3 separate regions of the Homo sapiens genome follow, and regions 2 and 3 are each linked to region 1. Evidence: chromatin loops called from intact Hi-C (ENCODE). Cell type or tissue: IMR-90. All regions are shown on one strand.

The links. A loop is a pair of places that touch in the nucleus more often than their neighbours do. Peaks named below come from ENCODE experiments on the same cell type or tissue, not always from the same donor. Only the 100,000 strongest peaks of a DNase experiment are listed, where the experiment ranks them.
Region 2: a loop joins it to region 1, with 3 times the contacts of the local background. A loop is called at or near these places in 11 of 110 quality-filtered maps.
Region 3: it touches region 1 in a loop (9-fold over the local background); 49 of 110 quality-filtered maps call a loop at or near these places.

What each region holds. Positions count from the first base shown.
Region 1 is chr5:96,610,803-96,618,802 of GRCh38, forward strand. The region is part of intron 4 of LOC101929710 (a long non-coding RNA gene); the gene reads left to right. It also overlaps a transcript of CAST not described here. Among named protein-coding and RNA genes, the nearest start is that of CAST, 48 kb to the right of the region's middle. In IMR-90, a CTCF peak has its summit at 3,394 (motif pointing right); a DNase peak (open chromatin) is centred at 3,479; H3K4me3 peaks cover 355 bases; H3K27ac peaks cover 205 bases.
Region 2 is chr5:96,864,740-96,872,739 of GRCh38, forward strand. It overlaps a transcript of ERAP1 not described here. Among named protein-coding and RNA genes, the nearest start is that of ERAP2, 7.8 kb to the right of the region's middle. In IMR-90, a CTCF peak has its summit at 4,332 (motif pointing right); a DNase peak (open chromatin) is centred at 4,352.
Region 3 is chr5:96,724,534-96,732,533 of GRCh38, forward strand. It overlaps CAST (calpastatin), which reads left to right. Exons shown (of 32, transcript NM_001750.7): 5 at 2,261-2,326; 6 at 2,956-2,997; 7 at 4,620-4,676; 8 at 5,079-5,192; 9 at 6,247-6,327. Among named protein-coding and RNA genes, the nearest start is that of CAST, 66 kb to the left of the region's middle. In IMR-90, a CTCF peak has its summit at 4,825 (motif pointing left); no DNase peak of the experiment used is centred here.

The DNA.
Region 1 (8,000 bases):
TAGAAAACTTCAGTAAAGTTTCAGGGAACAAAATCAATGTACAAAAATCTGTAGCTTTTATGCACTCCAGGACATTCAAGCTGAGAACCAAATTAAGAACATAATCCCATTTACAATAGCCACACACATACACACACACACGCACAGTTAGGAATGCGTCTAACCGTGGAGGGGAAAGATGTCTGCAAAGAGCATTACAAAACAGTGACGGAAGAAATCATAAATGACACAAACATGGGAAAACATTCCATGCTCTAAATGTCCATACTGCCCAAAGCAATTAACAGATTTAACACAATTCCTATCAAATTACCAACATTATTTTTTCATGGAATTAGAAAAAACAATCTTAAAATTCATATGGAACCAACAGAGTCATAATAACCAAGGTAATCCTAAACAAAAAGAACAAAGACTACAGTAACCAAAACAGCATGGTACTGGTGCAAAAATAGACACATAGACCCATGTAACAGAATGCAGAACCCAGAAACAGAGCCACTCATCTACAAACAACTGATCTTTAACAAAAGGTGACAAAAATAAACAATGGATAAAGGACACCCTGTTCGACAAATGGTGCTGGGAAAACTGGTTAGCCATGTGCAGAAGAATAAAACTGGACCCCTACCTCTCACCATATACAAAAATTAACTCAAGATGGATTAAAGGCTTAAATGTAAGACCTCAAACTATTAAAATACTACAAGAAAGCCTACAAAAAATGTCTTCTGGATATGGGCCTAGGGAAAGAATTTATGCTTTTAAGACCTCAAAAGCAAATGTAATAAAATTAAAAATTGAAACCTAATTAAACCAAATACTTTCTGCACAGCAAAAGAAGCTATCAACAGAGTAAGGAGACAGCCTACAAAATGGGAGAAGATATTTACAAACTATACATCTGACAAAGGACTAATATTCAGAATCTATACTTAACTTAAATCAACAAGAAAAAACCCATTAAAAATTGGGCATAGGATATGAACAGACACTTCTCAAAAAAAGACATACAAGCAGCCAACAAGCATATGGAAAAATGCTCGACAACACTAATAATCAGGGAAATGCAAGTCAAAAACCGCATGAGACACCATCTCACACCAATCACATAGCTATTATTAAAACGTCAAAAAATAACAGATGTTGGTGAGGATGCAGAGAAAAGGGAACACCTATACACTGTCGATGGAAATGTAAATTTGTTCAGCCACTGTGGAGAGCAGTTTGGAGTTTCCTTGAAGAACTAAAAATAGCACTACAATTTGACCCAGGAATCCCATTACCATGTGTCTATCCGAAGGAAAAGAAATAGTTCTACTAAAGCTATTCCTGTACTTGTATGTTCATGGCAGCACTATTCACAATAGCAAAGTCATGGTGCCCACTAATGGTGGCTTAGATGAAGAATATGAGATACTTAGACACTATGGAATACCATTCAGCCTTAAAAAGGAATGAAATCATGTCCTTTGCAGCAACATGGATGCAGCAGGAGGACATTATCCTAAATGAATTAACACAGAAACAGAAAGTCAAATACCACATATTCTCATTATAAGTGAGAGCTAAACATTGCATGCATGTGGGCATAAGATGGGAACAATAACACTAAGGACTCCAAAACAGGGAGGGAGGAAAGAGAGCAAGAGTTGAAAAACTACTTACTGGGTACTATGTTCACTCTCTGGGTGTTGGGTTCAATAGAAGCCCAAACCTCAGCATTTCACAATATATCCACGTAACAAACCTGCATACATACCCGCTGAATCTAAAATTTGAAGAAAATAAAACAAAAACAGAGAAATCTGCACTTGTACCGGTTTAAAGAAATAAATACGTTTTAATCTAATCAAATATATCAAATCTTTTACTTTATAATTTTGGTTTACTGGATTTTGTTAATATGCTCTTTCTTACACTGAGATTATGCAAAAATTCTTCTGCATTTTCCTCAAACTTATTTTAGTTTTGCTTTAGATGTTTAGATCTCTTATCAACGGGGTAACAATTTATCTTTGTGTATGATATAAACAAGAAGTCTAAATAAATATACACACATATATACATACATACACACATATATACATGTGTAAATACACAGTACATGTAATTTTTCTCTGTGGGTAACCAATTAATGTTTATCAGTTAGCCCATGCATGTTCTATTGATTTGTAATGCCACTGCTTCATGTATCCAATTTCCAAATATGTATGAGTCTCTTTCTGAACTCTCTATTCTGTTCCACTGGCAAGTCATCCATCACTGTGCCAATAGCACACTGCCTGAACTACTATAGTTTTATAATAAGTCTTGATATCTGGTAGAGTGACCCTCTCCATCTTCTTCTCTTTCAGAATTTTCTATTCCTAGCTGTTTTCTTCCATTCAAATTTTGAAATAAGCTTGTCAAGTTCAGCAATAAAAATCCAGTTGAGGTTATAATTTGAATTGCATTAGAATAGATGGATTTGAAGATGAATGACAGTTTTCTTCTTATCCTTGAACATGGTTTCATCTCTCCTTTCATTTAAGTATTCTCGAAGGTCTTTCAATGAAATTTCATACTTTTTTCATATTTGCACATCCTTTGTTAGATTTAATACTAGGTACTTCAGATTTTGTAATACTACTATTTGTGCTATCTGTATTTTCTGTTTAAGTCTTCACAACCCTATGAGTTAGATATTTTCACGTTCATTTTCTAGCTAAGGAAACTAAGGTCCAGAAAGATTAAGTAACTCACCATGTTATCAGTAGTCAGTGATGGGGACGGGATGCAAAACAAGTTCTATCTGACCCCAAATTCTGTGTTCTTAACCTCCAATCCATACTCTGTCTTCTGATGATTGTCTTTAAAGCATTTTTAAATGAAACAACTTAAGGGTATTCAAAGGCACAAAACAACAACAACAATAGTAACTACCTATCTCCCTGGAGAAAACGTTAAGTACCTCAAACTTTATTCTCTATACAAATAACCTGGGACTTCTATTACAATGTACATCTTAATCCTGTAGGTCTGGGGTGGAGCCTGCAAATATTTAGGTATTCCCAAATGTCTTTCAATGAAATTTTATACTTTTTAAAATAATTGCACATCTTTTGTTAGATTTAATACTGGGTGCCTTATACTGTTTTTTAAATTGTTGTTCATTTATCTGCATTGTGAGGCTGGGTATCCTCACAGCCCTATGAGTTAGATGTTTTATGTCTATTTTGTAATGAAGGAATCTAAGGTATAAAGTAACTAACAATATATCATCAGCAGTAAGTGACCAGGTAATACAAATGCTGCCGGTCCAAGGAACCCCTTCCAGAACCACCACTAACTCTACAGCATTTTCTGGTGAGGAACCCTTTAATTAACATGATTAAAGGTGAGAACTCCACCAGATGGCAGCAGAAGCTCATCATTTTGTCTCAAATGATTCCATTTCCCTCTGGATGGAGTGTTAGCTGTTGGCAAATGCCTGACTCGTTAGGTTATTGCGGTGAAGTGAATCAGAATCAGGGCCTTTCACTCCTGATGCTGTGTGCAATCTTACCTACTACAGCGCCTCAGTGTTGACAAGGGATTTTCAGCAAAAGCATCCAGCCGGGACATGCCCACGAGCTTCTCCCAAAAACCTTATGGCAGGAGGCTTATAAATGAGAATGAAAACTGTTTTCCATGGGTTGCTTTTTCATCACAGTGAGTTCAATTTAGGTACTTAACCAAGAAAAGGAAACATGATTTGAAATGTTTGGCAGGGGATTAGAAGAGGAAATGATTCATTCACTGTGGGGAACGGGAAGCTATTCAGGCAGATAAACCTGAAACAGAGTCCAAAGATTCAGAGGAAATCCAAGAATAATGCCAGGGACCCACCTCCATCCAAAGCCTAGGCCCAGCCTCTCCCCAGGGGTGCCAGATTACCCCTCTTCCTCAGTGCTTTTTTTCTTTTTAAAAACTGAATATATATATATAGTTGAATTATGAAAAGGATCCATCATCTTGTACTGCTCCCACCCTAAGCTTGGTAAAATGAGGCACCTGTCACTAAGAAGGCTAATGAGTTCATTATATTCTCTTGCCTTTTAGTTACTTAAAAGCAATAATTTGGGCACTGGGGAGGCCCTCAGCGCTGCCTTGAGTGAGCTGTGAGTAGGCTTTAGCCTAGTATAGGCAGCCCCCAAATTTCAATAGTTCAACTTAAGATTTTTGAACTTTACGATGGTGCAGAAATCATATGCATTCAGTAGAAGCTGTACTTGGAGTACCCATACAGCAATTCAATTCTGTTTTTCAATTTCAGTACAATATTCAATACATTACATGAGATATTCAGCACTTTATTATAAAACAGGCTTTGTGTTAGATGATTTGCCCAACCACAGGCTATTGTAATTGTTGGAGCATATTTAAGGTAAGCTAGGCTAAACTATGATGTTCAGCAGCTTTGGTGTATTAAGTGCATTTTTGACTTACAATATTTTCTATTTCCAGTAAGTTTATCCCATCGTAAGCCAAAGAGCAGCTGTACAGGATGGCATTTGGCAGTCCCTAGGCAGGTCTCACTTCCTCCTCTCCCCTTACTCTGCCATAACCATCTCTCCCATTGACTCAGTCAGCACTGTCTGTGCTGCTGCACAGGGCTGTCTCCCAGAGTGTGTTCACATAGTCCAGTCTATCAGATTGCTTTGCTAATGTGCCAATGGCAACAGGGAGAATGAAACAGACAAGGATTCTGTGGGCTGTCCTTGGCTGAGACGCACATTGAGGGAGAATTCAACCTGCTCCACCACGCCAGGCCCCAGGGAAGGAGGCCAGGGAGCCTAAGAGGGGTCAGGTGGAGGTGTATGGTAGTGAGTAGGGAATCAGGAGATTATCAGCCGTCCTATTATTTAATGGTTCTTGCTTCAAGCATTTGCTGGGAAAGAGGGGTCCCGAGAACAGGTCCATGCCACTGAGACTCAGTGACTTATACTAGGGCAAGTGTAAATGTTCTGGTATTAGGGTTCTCTTGACAACCAGAACTAATAGGGTAAATATATATTAGAGTTTATTAAGGAGTATTAACTCACATGGTCACAAGGTCCTACAATCGGCCATCTGCAAGCTGAGGAGCAAGGAAGCCAGTCTGAGTCCCAAAACTGAAGAACTGGGAGTCCAATGTTCAAGGGCAGGAAGGATCCAGCACAGGAGAAAGATGTAGGCTAGGAGGCTAGGCCAGTCTAGTCTTTTCACGTTTTTCTGCCTGTTTTATATTCTGGCCATGCCGGCAGCTGATTAGATGGTGTTCGTGTTCACCCAGATTAAGGGTGGGTCTGTCTTTCCGAGCCCACTGACTCAAACGTTAATCTTCTTTGGCAACACCCTCACAGATACACCCAGGATCGATACTTTGCATCCTTCAATCCAATCAAGTTGACACTCAGTATTAACCATCACAGTTTACATCTCAGGCTCCAAGTGTTAAATCTTCATCCATAGCTCTAGAAGATGTTCATCTAAGCATGGAAGTGATGCTCTGTAGGGCAGTGTCCTAAGGGAGCCCCTCCCTTAACCCTTCTCCAGCCTGTGAGGTCCTACTGAAGAGTCAGAGACAGAAAGCAACCAAGTAGGTTCCTCCTGACAAGAAGCTTCTAGAAGTCAGGAATTCCAGCCTCATGTATGGCCACCATCCACTTTAGTGCCTGGGACATTGATGTGGCACAGACTGTATTGCTAATTAACTTGCATGTATCATCACACTCCATCCTCACCAAGATTCTCTGAGGTAGGCACTGGTACCATCTTCACTTTACAGGGAAGAGAACAGCAGCTTAGCAGGTCAGGGTACTTCTCCAAAATCATGTGGCTACAGGATGTGGAGTTGGGGTATGAACTTAAAACTGAGGTCCAGGGTCCAATGTGTGGCCTCTTAGACACCAAGCGCTCGCTCGCTCTCTCTCTCTCTCTATATATATACACACACACACACACACACACACACACACACACACACACACATATACATATACATATACACCAGAAATAAGACACCAAGCATCTTGACCACTGGCCAAGATTATCAAAAAAATTTTTGGTAGTGGGTTTTGGACCCCAGGACTCTTTTCTCTGAGTCCGAAGCCTCTGGTTCTCTCATGGCAGGGCAGGGCATGGTGCCCTGGAGCTTTCAGCCGCACTTCCCTGTTGCTGCCTTGACCACACCTTTCTTATGGCTCTGTCTTAATCCGTTGACACATCAAGGCCATTGCTTGAATCATAGGCTAACACACTGGGACAGGTTGCTACTGTGAATCACTTTATAAAATAAAGACACCTTTTATTTAAAAATTCCCAAGTTGATTTTTTGTTAATTCTCCACCAGTGATTTTCAACTATCTCTAAATCACTGACTGCTCTGAGAATGTAGTAAAAGCTACAGACTCTTGCCCTATAAAAGAGCACACACACACACAACAGGGCACACAACTTTAGGTAGGGTTCATTTATCCCCCCAAGTCCTATCTAGAAACCTCAGGCTAGGAACCCCCAACAAAAATGGCGATTATTTGGGTATATTCAAATTGGAAAACACCTACAAAATGCCATTGTCATCATTTACTAAAGGACAAGCTAAAAAAAGAAAGGGACAGAGCTTGGACATTATTCACCTGAAGTTTGTATATTTTAATCTTTATGCAGGCATCAATAATATTGCTTTTAAAACTCTTAGGAGGCCGGGCACGGTGGCTCATGCCTGTAATCCCGGCACTTTGGGAGGCCAAGGCGGGCGAATCACAAGGTCAGGAGATCGAGACCATCCTGGCTAACACAGTGAAACCCCGTCTCTACTAAAAATACAAAAAAAAATTAGCCAGGCATGGTGGTGGGTGCCAGTAGTCCCAGCTACTCGAGAGGCTGAGGCAGGATAATGGCGTGAACCCGGGAGGCGGAGCTTGCATTGAGCCAAGATCACACCACTGCACTCCAGCCTGGGCAACAGAGCAAAATTCCATCTAAAAAAAAAAAAAAAAAAAAAAAAAAAAAAAAAAAAAAACACTCTTAGGAGAAAGGATTTTACTAGGAAGATGTAGAGGTTATTCTAATTTTTTAAGCAGTTCTATCTGGTGTCTTAAGGAGGGAGGAGGATTTGGAGATTACTTCAGCTGGAAGGAATAGCATTTGCCTAGCTGGACAGGAACCAGGGGTCTGTCCCACATAGGACAAGGCTCTGCTCTCCACACAGGACAAGGATCTTCTAGGGGTGTTAACTGAGGGGGGCCAGTGGCAGGAGCTTGGCTTAGAATGGGAAAACAGATCAGAGACTTTAGCTCCATCCACGCAGTCCTACAGGGCTAACTCCAGGGCCCACTTGCAGAGAGGAGAACAGATTTTCAGGCAGAAGGTAAATGTTGAGCATCTTAGGATATTCTTGAGAGTCCTTTGCCCTCCTGGGAGATCTATCTGAGCTCTGTGCTTCTTGGCTTAAAGATAATGTAACAGAGCTTTGCAGTCAGGCTAGGGTGAAAAGCCATCCTGGTTTGCCTGGTATTCTCCTGGTCTTAGTGAGATGTGACAACGTGCTAGCAGCCCTTGCTTGCTCTCAGCACCTCCTCGGCCTCGGTGTCCACTCTGGCCATGCTTGAGGAGCCCTTCAGCCTGCCACTGCACTGTGGGAGCCCCTCTCTGGGCTGGCTGAGGCTGGAGCCAGCACCCTCAGCTTGCAGGGAGGTGTGGAGGGAGACGCACGGGTGGGAACCGGGGCTGCGCATGGCGCTCGCGAGCTAGCGCAAGTTCCAGGTGGTTGCGGGCTTGGCAGGCCTCGCATTCGGGGCAGCGGGCTGGCCCCAGGCAGTGAGGGGCTTAGCACCTGGGCCAGCAGCTGTGGAGGGTGCGCTGGGTCCCCCAGCAGTGCCGGCTCACTGACGCCACCCTCAAATAGCTCGCATTCTTGCCGGGCCTCAGCTGCCTCCCTGCAGGGCAGGGCTCGGGACCTGCAGTCCACCATGCCCGAGCCTCCCCCACCCCGT
Region 2 (8,000 bases), 250 kb after region 1:
CTTGAAAATGCAAGTTCAATAGTAATTTTCTTAGAATATTGGAAAGATTTGATAGGTTGAAAAGGGAACAATACTTTTTTTTTCAAAGTGACTTATATATGTGTAAGTTAAAACTATAAAAATATTATCAAAGGTCCAATTTATAAAAAGGTGTGTCTTCAGTAAAAATCTTATGGATACAGAAATGCAAATATGAGCTAATAATCTGAAAGACATGGAAATTGAGCAGAGAGCTAAAAACTTCAAAAACAAGCCCTGGACTAAAGCTAATGTTTTATTTTTGTCCTTTAACTTTTGTATGCATTCTTCCTAGAAATTTTTCTATGGATTTTTAGCCAATAATTAACTACAATTGAAGTGATGGGATATGGTCCCTGATAGTACACTGAGTTATTTTCCTTTGAACTTATGACCTGTTCCATCCTCCTTGTCTTCTAAATGAGTGAAATTTTTATCCATATCATGGGAAATGTCTCTGAATGTTTTTATAGACACAGAAAATTAGTCAAGACCTGCAACTTATAGAAAAAATGTGATTAAAGTACCCAACCAGAACAGAATTGGAAGGAGGTCCATTTCCTTCATTTCTAATGTCTTCACTGAAATAATATAACCTGTTGGCCTTTGCTCCTGTTCCAATTGTAAATATGTGTATAAAAGCCCTACTGCTTTCCAAAGTACGAACTAGTTCTAAGTAAATTAGGAAATGGGAGATTTGCTTAACATTAGCAAGCTACAGAAATGATGTCAAAATACCCAGGTAGAAATACTTGGTAGATAGTTAATTGTTCTCTACAAGTAATACATCTGAGGTTTTGTTTTCTAAATTGGTAATCAGCAGTGGAAAATAAATACAATTTCCAAATAACCCTCAAATGTTTTTAGTCTACCAAAAAATAAAGGTAACTATTCTATTTTTCATTTTTCTTACTTTAGGCTTTAATTATGCCATACCAGTACTGTATTCTAAAATTTCTTTAACTCTAACATTTAATTCTACTACCACCTACCACACCACATCTAATCTAGTTCCACAGCATACTCAATAAGGGTTTTGGAATGGATGAATGGCCTTCATTTACATATGGTCAAATAAGATAGGTCCACACAAGCGGTGCAATACTGTCTTCCAAACCATGTTGCTTTCATCAGGCCTTGTCAAGAACTTTTCTTTCTCAAAGACATTACACCCAGACTGACAAAAATTAGTTGTGTTTTTACTCTACGCATGTATGTTCTATACAAGATCGCTTTTTTCATACTCAATCTACCAAATATACATACTTACAGCAATTGTAACATCTATTTGTAACATTACTATTCTATGTATTTACAAAAGGAGCCATTTAAAAATGAAATATAGCTATTAGCTTAAACAAGTACAAAGCCTAGTAGTGTTATCTACATGCTTCATGCTTCCAGTGTTATGCCTTATTCTCTCATTATGCCAAGCCTGTACTTTCTCCTTTGGTAAAGTGATCACATTTTCTGGTTCTCTTCCCCTTCCTAAGTGTCAACATAATCTAAACTCTGCAATTAATGTGTGTACAAGCTGTTTATACTTAATGCATCCCATATTTTGGTCTGTGACTCTTGCCTTAAAGAGCCAACTTTTAGGCTAATCTCTACGTTCTTCAATATTCATATCAATTTTAGTAATAAAAACACATCTGTGTGGAAAACAAATAGACAAACATCAGTGTTTGTAACATATAGTAGTAATAGTGATAATTATAACCAACATTCATTAAGGATGTTTATTTAACATGTATGCCCAACCCGGTTGATACGCCATCCCAGCTCTGCCCCAGGGCCTGAGTTGTTTTTCTGGGTGCAGTTGCTTTAGTAATAGCCAATGTCATTCCCGCAGCTATAAAGCCATAGTTCCTGCCATTACAGCCACAAGAAACTTGGGAGACATCACAAGGCACCTTCTAGGAGAGACCTCGTACATGCACACTAGCCAGCCTGGAGGCTGGTCAGCCACCAGGAGGGACCTGCTGACACAAGCTGGAAGTGCTGAGGAGTTGATGTGCTATTGACAAACAGGAGAAGAAGAAGTCAGCAGATCATTTGTCCACCTTTTACTCTATAAATAAACCATTCTGAAGCCAGGAGTTCCATACTGCCTCTCTGGGGATGTCCCACAGGACCAAGCAACCAGCTACGTTTCCTTGATGAGTGACTGGGTCATCAGTACCTAGCTTTGTGCTTATTTCCCTCCTTCTCTGCCTGCCTCACTTCCCTTTTTCCCTGCTTTACCTTTCTGATATTTTTTTTTTTTTTTGTCAGAGTCTCACTCTGTTGCCCAGGCTGGAGTGCAGTGGTACAACCTTGGCTCACTGCAACCTCCACCTCCCAGGTTCAAGTGATTCTCCTGCCTCAGCCTCCCGAGTAGCTGAGATTATAGGCACCCGCCACCATGCCCAGCTAATTTTTGTATTTTTAATAGAGACGGGGTTTCATCATGTTGTCCAGGGTAGTCTCGAACTCCTGAGCTGAGGCAATCCCTCTGCCTCAGCCTCCCAAAGTGTTAGGGTTACAGGCATGAACCACCGTGCTGGGCTTCTCCCTGAGATTATACCCTGTGCTTTAGTTATGGCTGCATAACAAATTAACACAAAACTTAGTGGCTTAAAGCAACAATAATTATTTACTATTTGTCACAGTTTTTATAGGTCAAGAATTTAGACAGGGCATAGCTAGGATGACTCTTCTCTGCTTCAAAATGTTGGAGTCTTAGGTGGAATTCTTGAAGGGTGGCGTTGGGATGATTTGAAACTCATTCACTCACTTGTCTGGTATTGGATGCTGGCTGTCACCTGGAAGTACCTAGCTGGAAGTATCTGCCAGAATGCCAACAAGTCATCTCTACTTGTGGGCCTGGGATTCCTCATAGCCTCATGGCAGGTTCCAAGGACCAGCAGAGAGAGACAGAACCAAGGAGAAGTAGTAGTTCCAAGAAATATTTAACAACCAGCTCTCATGGTGGGGAAAAAAAAGGTACTGCTTTGTATAATTTGTTTATTTACCTGCTTTAATACTCTATGTGGGCTGGGTGCAGTGGTTCATGCCTGTAATCCCATCACTTTGGGAGGCTGAGGCAGGCGGATTACCTGAGGTCAGGAGTTCAAGACTAGCCTGGCTAACATGGTGAAACATTGTCTCTACTACAAATGCAAAAATGAGCCAGGTTTGGTGGCGAGTGCCTGTAATCCCAGCTACCTGGGAGTCTGAGGCAGGGAGAATTGCTTGAGCCCAGGAGACAGAGGTTGCAGTGAGCCGAGATCACACCACTGCACTCCAGCCTGGGTGACAGAGCAAGACTCCATCTCCAAAAAAAAGAAAAACAAACAAACAAACAAAAAAACTCTATTCTCAGGCTACCAACTTGAAGTCACTGACCCAACATTGGAAAGAAATGTATACAATCAGTTCTCTCTTAAAAGTCAGCCCAGCCCTCCATGTGCACAGAAGCCACCTCCCTTCTATGACCTGCTGCATATTATTGAAGGCAGTTACAAAAATCTACCCAGATTCAAGGGGAGGAAACAGAGACCTCACTAACAAGAGCAAATGAGACTGGTTATCGGTGTGGCCATCCTTGGAAATACAACCTACCACTCCTTCAGTAGAGCATTAATACCTAAACTTTGCCTTATGCTGTCTTTTGTGGGGAACTTTGACTAAGGCAACACAGATATATCTCTTTTCATTCTCACAACAGCCCTATGAAGTTTGTGCTATTTTCCCAACATTTGATAAATGAGGAACTTAAAACTTAGAGAAAAAGTGTCTTGCCCAAGTCCACTCAGCCATTCAGGAATTGAGCTGGGATATAAAGAGGGAATGTTTTATTTAAGATCCTGAACTCCTAACCCTAGGCTAGTGGTTCTCAAATTTTAGTGTGTATCAGAACCGTTTCAAAAGCTTGTTAAAATACAGATTTCTAGACGTCACCCCGAGTTTCCAATTAATTCCATTTGGGAAAGACTGAGAATTTGCATTTCTAACAAATGTTCAGTATGCTGCTGATGCTGTTGGAGGGGCAAGGCATACTCTGAGAATCACTGCCCTAGGCTCTACTAATGCATAGTTATTCAAGCATTCAAATTAGATTTAGTAATGGTATCATAAAAATTCTCACCCCCAGTCCTCAACTTCATATATCGAAATCCAAGCCTACCTATAAATCTGATTATCTTAAGTCTGGGTTGTATACTCGTAGAATGTTATTGCTTTTTGGATTGTGTGATTTGCCTCAAGATGTGTGTTTGCACAGTGTTAGCTCTACAACACAGGAGTCTCTGCAGTTACACTTGTTACCACTAGATGAAGCTCCTGCTGCTTTTGCTTTCTTCGCTCAAGAGAACTTGTTGGTTGGCTACTAGATGACACTGATTGTAATTTAAAATGCATAGCTAGGGTTACACAGAGTTGCTTTGCTCTGAAGATAGAGTGACCTGTCTTATTAGTCAATAAAATTCAGAAAGCTAGGTGGTAAACTGTACATCATGGCCTGAAGGCTGTAATCCATAACTTCTCTAGTTGATAACTGCTTATTTAAAAGTATGTACCCATCACCCTCTACCCTCCACTGACTAGTTTTATACCAAGTGTTGGCTTCAGAGAGGTACAAACAGAGGACACTCATGAAAAGAAGAAGACTCTATTTACTCCTGGATGAAAGTTGAGAATTAGCTTACTCAACATATTTCCAAAGTACAACCATGAGCCCACTCATATTTATTTAGTTTACAGATTTATTAGAAAATAACAGGTAGATTCAGGATTTTTATAGAAAAGGATGGTAGAAGGAGCAATCTGTCTGGAACAAAGGGCTTGGGGTTTTTTGCTGTATTCAAATATCAAAAAACATTGTCAAATGGCTCTGGAGAGTTAGGAAGACAGCTGAAGGAAACGAAGAGTGTTGAATTAGGGAAGCCTAAACATAAGTCTAGTGAAAACTCCTCAATAATCTGACCATGAAGACTGTGGAGCTATTGTAAGGTGATCAGACATCTATCCACATTGAAATGGTTCGGAGAAGAGGATGGGTGCCCAGGCAAAAGGCCCAGAAAAACCTTTTTGGAGGCTTAGGGAAATCTGCAAGTGGGACAGGGATGGGGGAGGGTGCTGCCTTTTGCTGTAATGGCACAGTATGTAATTGGACCAACCCTCCCACTGAAGACAATTGTAAACACAGACAAAATAGAAAAAGATCTTTAAAGCATAAAAGTCTAAAAAGATAGTGAAGAATTACTAAGCTAAGATTCTAGAAAAGTTGGAAACCCAAAGAGGTGAACGAGGGATTCCAGAAATTCCCCAGGGGCATTTGCAGATTTGGAAGAGGAAACCAAGAGGCAGACTAAGCTTTTGATAGTAGGACCAGGGGCTGCAAAATCTGAGAGCTGCTGAGAGTAATGAGAAAGGCAGTCTCTGACAGCCAGGAGCTGAATGGGCACTCACAGCCAGACCTCAGTGTTCTCCTGTTGAACACAAACAATTTCATGGAATATGAACATCAGACACAACCACTCTTGTGACTCTGATGGATCAAGACAAACACAAGCCAACTCCATAATCATGTCTGAACACAGGCAAACATGAACGTTGTCCAAACCACAAAAATGACCAAACATCTTCAGGTCCTGGCTAATATGAATGACTGCTGTTTCTTCACCAATTTCAGCCTTAGCCTTTGTCTAATCTCTTAATAAGATACGAAATCATAGAATCACCCCCACTTTCTTAGAACATTTAAACCAAAACGAAGCCCTGCCCCATGAAACTCTCATGCAAATCACCTATAACATCCCATAATGACCCCTTTCTGACACTCTCTTTCTGAGATGCCCCAGGGCTCCCCAGGGTGTTTTCCCTTGATGTAGTGAGTTAATAAACCCAGTTGGTTCAAAAATCACCACCAAGCTTTTTGCCTAGTTGGGTGGTGGATTTTTCTTTTATTACTATGCTATTGAGTTTTGTGCTGGAACACAGATAAGTTACTTGAGAAGTTTCATCCTTTTGGATCCTGCTTTTAAGATTTGTTAGGCAGGACCAGAGCAGAGACTTATCTGCTCCCCACTACTGAGGTAAGACACTTTAGCACACTCTACCCATTGGCCCATTCATCTTGAGGTTCTCCAGTTTGATGGGTAGGCACAAGCACTACTTCTGTCTCTGTGCAAGCACCAGGCTTTGTTCCCACTAATCCTTTTCAGTGGTTCAGTTTCTGGCAACGTTTATTTTCTGCTCATGTGCATATTGATCATTGATCAGCAGAATACTCCAGGAAAATCCTCAGCAGGTTTCCAAAGCCTGCCCTCCCACACACCGTTCGTCTCTTTCTGCAGCTCTCTCCTCTTTGGTATTCATCCTATGAACTCTGGTTTCCTTGCTCTCCCAGAATCTCATCTGCATCTCCTCAACTCAAAGAATCTGCTGGGCTCTGCCTTAGTTCTGTCTCCCTGCAAAGCAGCCTGGAACCTCTCTCAAGGCAGAAAGCTGGGAAAATCACAGAGCTTGCCTATTTGTTTCCTTCTCTCCAGGGATTGCTGTCTTGGGTTGCCTGATATTCATTGTCTTGTAAACTGTCTTTTGTTCATCTTTTTTTGGTTGTTTTAAGCAGGAGAATAAATCAGAGTCCCTACTCTATCTTGGCCAGAAGCAAAAGTTTTTTTAGATCTTTTAGTTAAATTTTTAAGTAGGGGAGAAGCCAAAACATTACTGATTTGGTTTAATCAGTTGGTTTTAATCGGTTGGTTGAAAGCATGCAAATTTACTTTCAAAATATTTAACAAGCTCAGAATCACCCTGGTTTATTTTGCCATCATTTTTCCTGTTTGAGAATGTGTCATCAGTTATTTAAATAATCTGTAATTGGAAAGAAAATAACAGAGGCACCAGCATTTTTCATTTGGCTACTAAATAAAAATTTTTAATGCTGTAAAATAGCAGTTGTTCAATGTCAAGTTTGTCTAATATTCTGTTCCACTTTAACAACATCAGATTTTTATGGCGGCATTTTTCTGTTTTTGTTTTCAGTAAGTGCTTTGTGGAAGGCATTGCAAAAGATAACCATTTTTGAAAAACCATCTTCCTGTCAGTTACTGATTTAAAATTCTGAGAATACATGTTTTCATTTTCTGTTACAACTGAATGAGTTTAAAAGAAGCTATAGATTGCATTTACTAGGTGAATTTCCCCTCCCTACCCCCATTTCTCATATTTTGCATAAGGCTCTGAGTCTTTATACTAACATAAACTTTCACTGATTTTCTTTAAATTAAAAATTTTAAGCCCATAATATAGACTCTGTCTCTATTTTGTCTGAAAAAGAACATAGGCATAACAATAATTCTTAGAAGTATTTTTAATAGATTTATAGAGATCCTTTTGAAAAATAAAATGGAAGTCAGAGAAAAGGAAGCTACTTTTTAAACTATAAGTTGGCTTCAGAGTTACAAGCATCTAGCACTGTCAGGGAGCCATTCGTCATTTTATTCATTCTGTATCTCCCCACTGCAGAGGTTGCAGTGAGCCGAGATCACATCACTGTACTGCAGCCTGGGTGACCGAATGAGACCCTGTCTCAAAAAAAAAAAAAAAAAGGAAGAAAGGCCAAGGCAGGTGGATCACTTGAGCTCAGGAGTTCGAAATCAACCTGGGAAACATGGTGAAAACCCATATCTACAAAAAATTAAAAAATTAGCCAAGTGTGGTAGTGCACACCTGTAGCCCCAGCTACTTGGATGGCTGAAACAAGAGAATCGCTTGAGCCCAGGAGGTTGAGGCTCCAATAAGCTGTAATTGTGCCACTGCATTACAGCCTGGGCAACAGAGCAAGACTCTGTCCCAAAAAACAAAAAATAAGAATAAAAGTAACTGATGCAGGTAAAGAAATTTAAAGTTTACAAAACATTTATGAATTGTCTTTCATATATTTTCCCTAATTGATTCTCGGATTGACAATAATCCTCTGTAGCAAAGTATCATTG
Region 3 (8,000 bases), 110 kb after region 1:
AAAAGTTCTCATTAAGACCAGGCATAGTGGCCCACACCTATAATCCCAGCATTTTGAGAGGTCAAGGTGGGAGGATCGCTTGAGCCCAGGAGTTTGGGACCAGCCTGGGCAACATAGCGAGATCCCGTGTCTACAAAAAATTAGCCAGGTGTGGTGGTTTACTCCTGTAGTCTCAGCTACTCGGGAGGCTGAGGCAGGAGGATGGCTTGAGCCCAGGAGATCAAGGCTGCAGCAAGCTGTGATTGCACCACTGCACTCCAGCCCAGGTGACAGAGCAAGACCCTGTCTCAAAAATAAATAAATAAATAAATAAATAAATAATCTCATTGAATTTAGAGATCATGAAAACCAAAGAAAAGAGATAGGAAAGAGAGCCAGAAATATAGGATTTCCTTTTTATTCTTTTGGTTCTTTTTCATCCTGTTGCCTGATTCTAATCCCCTGTGCCTCAGCTCAAGGACCAATGTTTATTTCAAGCGTGGCCTGTTACCTAGAACAAATGTCAGCAAACTCTTCACCCTTCTCTAAGCATTAATCATGAGAATTCTCGGCAGTCCTGTGAAACTGGAGGAAAGTAGGAGAGAGAAGAGGGGGAGAGACAAAAATAAGATGCACGTAATGAAGTGTCCCCAGTGGCTAACTAGGGACCACTTTTGGCCTCAAGTCTCTTTCCCTGGAACCTGGTTCCATATCAGCTGTGATATTGGACAATCTCTTTTTGCTTTGGTTTCCTTATCTGTACAGTTTGGAGGAAGGTGATAATAGTACCTGCCTCACAAGACTGTGTAAGGAAACATAATGTATATTGGACAATTCCTGTCCTAAGCAAGTGTCCAGATGGGATTGTCTGTTGGCCACTACTGGGGAGAGAGTGCAGTGCGATGACTAGAACACACAACCTCAGGTCCACCATGGATGTCTTTAGGGAGTTATTTAACTGCTCTAAACTCAATTTCTCATCTGTGAAATGGGTATAATAATACTTGTCTCATAGGATTATTATGAAGATAAAGTGGGTTGACACATGAGAGGTGATTAATACACATTAGTTATTATGGTCATCATTATTATATTCAGCACAATCACTACAAAAATAAATTCAGCAATTACTGATTTAAATATAGATTGCATTATAAGCTGCTTGTGTCTGTGAGCATACATTCTTAATTGTAGTGTAGGTTCTCCCATGCAAAATCTTGATTGCCAAATTGCAAGCTATTAATAGATTCAAAGCACTATACTACCAGCTGGCTTATTTTCCTTGTTAATCATTTAATAAATTATATTTGCATAAACTGAAAGGATAGTTCCATAAATAGAAACTCATTAATGAGAATGTAGTGTGAAAGGATCCAAAATTTAAAATTTCTTTAAAAACATTTCAATCATAAGCTTTGTTTCCTTCCCAAAATAGTGTGTTAGCCTAGCAAGGGGCCATTATTTGAAGAAAGTATGTGTCTTCATTACTGAAGTAGAAGACATGATAAATTAAGAGGATAATTGACTTTAGCCTCTTCAAATAAAAATAAATAAATAAAAACCACTAGTTTGTGCTGATACTACCAAGCAGATAAAAAGGAAAGAAACAGCAGGAAGCATCGGACCCTAGTTTGTAATCTCTGACTGAAAAGTTCATGAAATGTTTAATCAAGTTTTATTCATGATTGTATATCTTGCCTATATTGAGAATGCATGCATGTACTTACTTGTTTTTGCACAAGTAATGTTTAGTTGGATAAAACTGTAAAATATCATACTAAAGATGCTAAGTTACAACCAGTTCTGTAGAAGCATTTCTAGAACTTTAAATTCGATCTCTGCATACAGGACTGTGATGTGCCCAGTAAAAATCCATGCACTAAATATTTACAATTTTGGGGGGATTATGTTGACAGAATTTCATAAAACTTTCCGTTACATCTGTGACTATTTGATCATAACTAAACATTGGATACATAGGAAAAAATGATATTCATGTAGTCTTTACACAGGGAAAGGAAAGGAATGAGAAATTAATTTTATTAATGGAAACCTTCGCTGAAAAAAACCTTCACTGAAAAAATGTAAACACAAACTGAAATATCTGCTTAGGACCTTAGAATGTAAGTGCCTACAGCTTCTTGGAGTTATACACATATGCATCGAGTAGATGCAATAGATGAATAGAATTGATATAATCATTTTAACCCTTTTTGTACATGTTACTTATTTGACTGACAGATAAAATAAAATTATACCTGGGGCTGTGCTCTTATATTAGGCCATTCCAGTCAGCCAACAGATGGAAGGACCACATCTTCCTAACAAGAAAAAACACAAAAAACAGGTGATGTTGTTCATTGTACTAGGGCATCTCTGTTTACTAACGGTTACATCACCCGCTCAGCATGTGCTAATAACTGCAATTCACAGTCTTCTGTTAACACTGAGATCCCATCATGGACTTTCTGTAGGCTTAGCTGCCCATCAGCCACATTCTGGCACTAAAAGTAATTTTCACTGCTTTCTGTGCCCTCAATTCTGTCACCATCCCATTGTTTTACACTGTCAGCCAAAACCCGTGATGAATATTTCACTGATAAAAACACCGTGTTAGTGGCATGGAAACACAGTGCCCTTGGCTTTGTGATGAAGGTTTTTATTTTCTGTTGCCCATTTATGTGTTACCATGTAAATAGTAATAAATCTTTACATATCTTTGATATACCTAGCAAGGAGATATAAATTGCTCCCTGAATAGTAAAGCAGAATATTAACTAGTATACCTAATTGTTTATCTAAAGAGTTGCAATTTCAAGCAAAGTGTAACAAACTTAACTGATAATGTTTATAATTACATTAAAAATCATCTCTTTTGAGTTTCCTCAGTTGAAGAAAATCTGTGATAGTCTTTGTAAACTATGTCTATCTTTCTTTTCTTCCTTCCTTTTTTTCTTTCTTTTTTTCTGAACTTAGGCTGTAAAAACAGAACCTGAGAAGAAGTCACAGTCAACCAAGGTAAATAGTTTAAGTCTGTTAGTTAGTTATTTGGATTCTTTTTAATAATAATGAATAATCAACTTCCTGCCTTGGCACAGCTGTGAATGGTAAAGGGGGTTGCTGGCTAATTTAATTAATTTTTAGACCCTTTTGAATGGCTGTGTACATGTAGAATATATAAAATATAACATTAAGTCCGTATATTGTTAAAAAGAATATATAATATTTTATAAATGAAAACTATTTCAGAAGCATTTTGTTCAAATCTAGTTTTTTGTTATATGTATAGTGATTGCTTTAAAAAAGAAAAAAGCAAGAGGAACAGAAGAAAAAAGGCAAAGAGTAGTAATGAATATCCAATTCCAATTCCAATGAGACATCAAGAATAAGGTGTCTGCTGAACTCAGCACCTAGATGGCTTAGGGATGAGAATCTTTCCTAAGAGGCTGGCTGGGTTTATCGTGACAGTCTTACCTCAGTTGGTGGAGCTAGTTAACAGTTACACAGGAGGCTAGCTTCTGTTACTTTCCTGACCCATGACTGTCCAGAATGAATGCCATTCTGCCTCTGCATGGAGGTGAACCCCAGGTTGTGTACGGCAGCACAAATGTTTCTCTTCAATAAGGTGCTGCATTTTATTTTGTCAAGCACTTAAAGCAAGTACTAAGACAAGACCACAAGGTTTCCTGTGGAAAAGCACAGATATTTGAGCCCAGGTACTTCAGGCACAGGTGAGGGTGAAAGGTGAGGCTTGTCTGATTTTGTGGAAGGCCTCCTGGTGGCCCCTGGGGATGGTAGAACATAGGGTACTCCGAGTGAAGAATTCAGCAGCTAAGTGGAAGTTGTCTTCTATTCCACTTTAAATACTTTTATCTACTGAATCGCAAGAAAATTGGGTTTCTGGTGGTAAGATCTTCTCTACTAACAAAGAAACAAAACTCTGTAAATCCTATGAAAGGAGTTTTTTTTTTTTTTTGCTTTTGAGACGGAGTCTCGCTCTGTCGCCCAGGCTGGAGTGCAGTGGCGCCATCTTGGCTCACTGCAAGCTCCGCCTCCCGGGTTCACGCCATTCTCCTTCCTCCGCCTCCCGAGTAGCTGGGACTACAGGCACCCGCCACCAAGCCTGGCTCATTTTTTTGTATTTTTAGTAGAGACGGGGTTTCACTGTGTTAGCCAGGATGGTCTTGATCTCCTGACCTTGTGATACGCCCGCCTCGGCCTCCCAAAGTGCTGGGATTACAGGCGTGAGCCACCGCGCCTGGCCTAAAATATATTTTCTAGAGTGGGATTAGCTGTCAACAAACTCAGTAGTCACATGGCTCATGTGTTATCTGTGTACATTTGTGAAAAACAACCAGTAATTTAGAGACATACGTGTATTTGAAAATATTATTCAGATGAAATACTGAATTTTTCATTATTCTGATAATCACCATTCTCAGAGACTGCTGACAGGGTTACTATTGACCTGATACCACATGTCTACTTCTGTGATCCTAAAGAGTGGGCCTGAGTGGGCCTAAGCGGGCTTTTCCTGAAAAAGGCAGAATGTTTTAGTTGGAATTTTGTTCTTGTTCTTGTTTGAAAGTATTACAAGTTGGATTCCAGTGTAATCAAGTTTAATCTTTTGAAATTGACAGCTGTCTGTGGTTCATGAGAAAAAATCCCAAGAAGGAAAGCCAAAAGAACACACAGAGGTAAATGATTATCATCAGGACTTAATTATAAGGCAACCTCTTTTGGTGGGATATAATTAAAATCTTTCATTAATTCAAAACTAATCCCTACAATGGATAGTTGGATATTAGTTTTTTCAGCTAAAATGGTGCCATCCTGTGGCAATAGCAGTGTTTACAATTTATGTGATTCTTGCTGAATTTTGGGGGAAGGATTTGCACTATTTCAAATTTTGTACCTAAAGTGAAATTGTCACATGTACATCACACTAATTGAAATTTACATAATTTAGAACCACAGACAGCACAACTGTTATGAACAATTTTTATTCTATAGAGAAAAGTATCAGTATTATGTTTAAGACTACCATCTTGTTAACAATGTCTTTATATGTGTGTGGGCACCTGTGTGTGTACTTTCAGCCAAAAAGCCTACCCAAGCAGGCATCAGATACAGGAAGTAACGATGCTCACAATAAAAAAGCAGTTTCCAGATCAGCTGAACAGCAGCCATCAGAGAAATCAACAGAACCAAAGGTAAATGAAGCAGATTGATAGGAAAACCTTAACATCAACTGGATAATAAGATACGGTTCCCCTGTTCACACTGAGGTGTGTAGTTCAATCTATGGGGCTGTGCTGAATATATTTTGTATTATAGTGATTTGGTATTATTATTTTGTTGGTTTTTCAAATAGACTTGTAGGAACTTGGATGCATGGATGGCTTGAGAAGGGCATCAGATTGGTCTAGGGGATGCGCTGTCCGTCCTTCTCCTACTGCCCAGCAATAACCAGCTGTGACTGCAGGGCAGCAGGCTCTGCTGTCTCCCAGACAGGCAGCTTTGGATTGAGGCTGCCTCCTGGACCCCCCACACCTGGGCTGGGGAACATATGTGCCCTGAATTATCTGGTTCTTTAAATGGAAATCCTAAAGCATTTTTAGGGTCGTGTTGTAGAAGAGCTGAACTTACAGAGCCAAAAATTAGAAATTGCTTCCATACTTCTGTAGTTAATAGCAGCCACCTTTTAGAAGAATTAACATCTACAAGAAATACTTTTTCATTGAGAGCACTTGGAAGATAATAACGAGGTCTGCTTCACAGTATATTTTATATCAGAGATCACAGATTTGTGATCTACCACTTAAATGCCACATGTATATTTTGTTTGGCTTACAATGTTGTTAAAAAATTATTTTTAATTAATTGCCAGCAATCAAAGTCAGGGCATTTCACATAACATCCCAAATTGTAACTTCTCTTGAAAAATCAGACTATCTAGTAAGAGTGAGCTCACGTGGCAACAATTGACTAGAGCCATTACACCTGGTATGTGTGCTCCAGTTTACCACAATCCTTACCTAGCCTGATTGACCTACGCAAGTTACCTGCGTGAACGTTTTAGGCTCTTGAGTCCAGCTTTATGTGGTGCTTAGCACTGCACCATGTACAATAGAAGTGAGCAAACATTCCCTTATGGTGTCCGTGAGGGTGAACTGGCAGATGTTAGTGACATTTGAAACTCATGATCTTGATAATAGCCATGCAGAGATACTTAGCTCTGTCAACCTTTTATCCTCACTGTCTTAGACTAAACCACAAGACATGATTTCTGCTGGTGGAGAGAGTGTTGCTGGTATCACTGCAATATCTGGCAAGCCGGGTGACAAGGTGAGCACACACAAGCAGACGGAAACGTGGGCCTCTGTGCTTCTCAAGTTTCTTTTATGAGAAACGTATGCTCAAATAACCTATCATCTGGCAAAACTGAACACTGCTTATATGTAAAATTTTGTGAAGAGCATGCATTTAAGGGATAGAGAGTGAACAAGATACCAAAAATAATTTGTAAATTTATATATTCAATAACTGCTTACTGAGTACATGCCATATATAACGTACTGATATCAATACCAAGGACATTAAAATGTGAGTTGACTCAGACTCTCCCTTCCAAATGTATAGATATGAAATAAAGCAAATACAATTTCCAGGAGCATTTGAATCGGCTTTTTCAGCTTTCAATGCTGATGCCAGCTGTCTTGATACTAGTGTATCACAACTATGACATCAACATGAATGGATATGAGAAGTTTTCAAAGGAAATATTTCAAGTCCTCTCAGGATGAAGTAGATGTGTTGAGCTGGGTGATTGTGGGCATAACTTCCTTAGATTTTTTGAAGAGCTGCTTCCAATACTTGCCCAGGAATATAAGATGAGAAGTTATCTACCTTTTCTACCCATAGCAATATAGAATTTTTTTTTTTACCTTATCCTTTAAGGTTTTTTTTTTTTTTTTTGCATTTATTTATTTATTTATTTTCATTATACTTTAAGTTTTAGGGTACATGTGCACATTGTGCAGGTTAGTTACATATGTATACATGTGCCATGCTGGTGCGCTGCACCCACTAACTCGTCATCTAGCATTAGGTATATCTCCCAATGCTATCCCTCCCCCCTCTCCCCACCCCTCCACAGTCCCCCGAGTGTGATATTCCCCTTCCTGTGTCCATGTGATCTCATTGTTCAATTCCCACGTATGAGTGAGAATATGCGGTGTTTGGTTTTTCGTTCTTGCGATAGTTTACTGAGAATGATGATTTCCAATTTCATCCATGTCCCTACAAAGGACATGAACTCATCATTTTTTATGGCTGCATAGTATTCCATGGTGTATATGTGCCACATTTTCTTAATCCACTCTGTCATTGTTGGACATTTGGGTTGGTTCGAAGTCTTTGCTATTGTGAATAATGCCGCAGTAAACATACTTGTGCATGTGTCTTTATAGCAGCATGATTTATAGTCCTTTTGGTATATACCCAGTAATGGGATGGCTAGGTCAAATGGTATTTCTAGTTCTAGATCCCTGAGGAATCGCCACACTGACTTCCACAAGGGTTGAACTAGTTTACAGTCCCACCAACAGTGTAAAAGTGTTCCTATTTCTCCACATCCTCTCCAGCACCTGTTGTTTCCTGACTTTTGAATGATTGCCATTCTAACTGGTGTGAGATGGTATCTCATTGTGGTTTTGATTTGCATTTCTCTGATGGCCAGTGATGATGAGCATTTTTTCATGTGTCTTTTGGCTGCATAAATGTCTTCTTTTGAGAAGTGTCTGTTCATGTCCTTCGCCCACTTTTTGATGGGGTTGTTTGTTTTTTTCTTGTAAATTTGTTTGAGTTCATTGTAGATTCTGGATATTAGCCCTTTGTCAGATGAGTAGGTTGCGAAAATTTTCTCCCATTTTGTAGGTTGCCTGTTCACTCTGATGGTAGTTTCTTTTGCTGTGCAGAAGCTCTTTAGTTTAATTAGATCCCATTTGTCAATTTTGGCT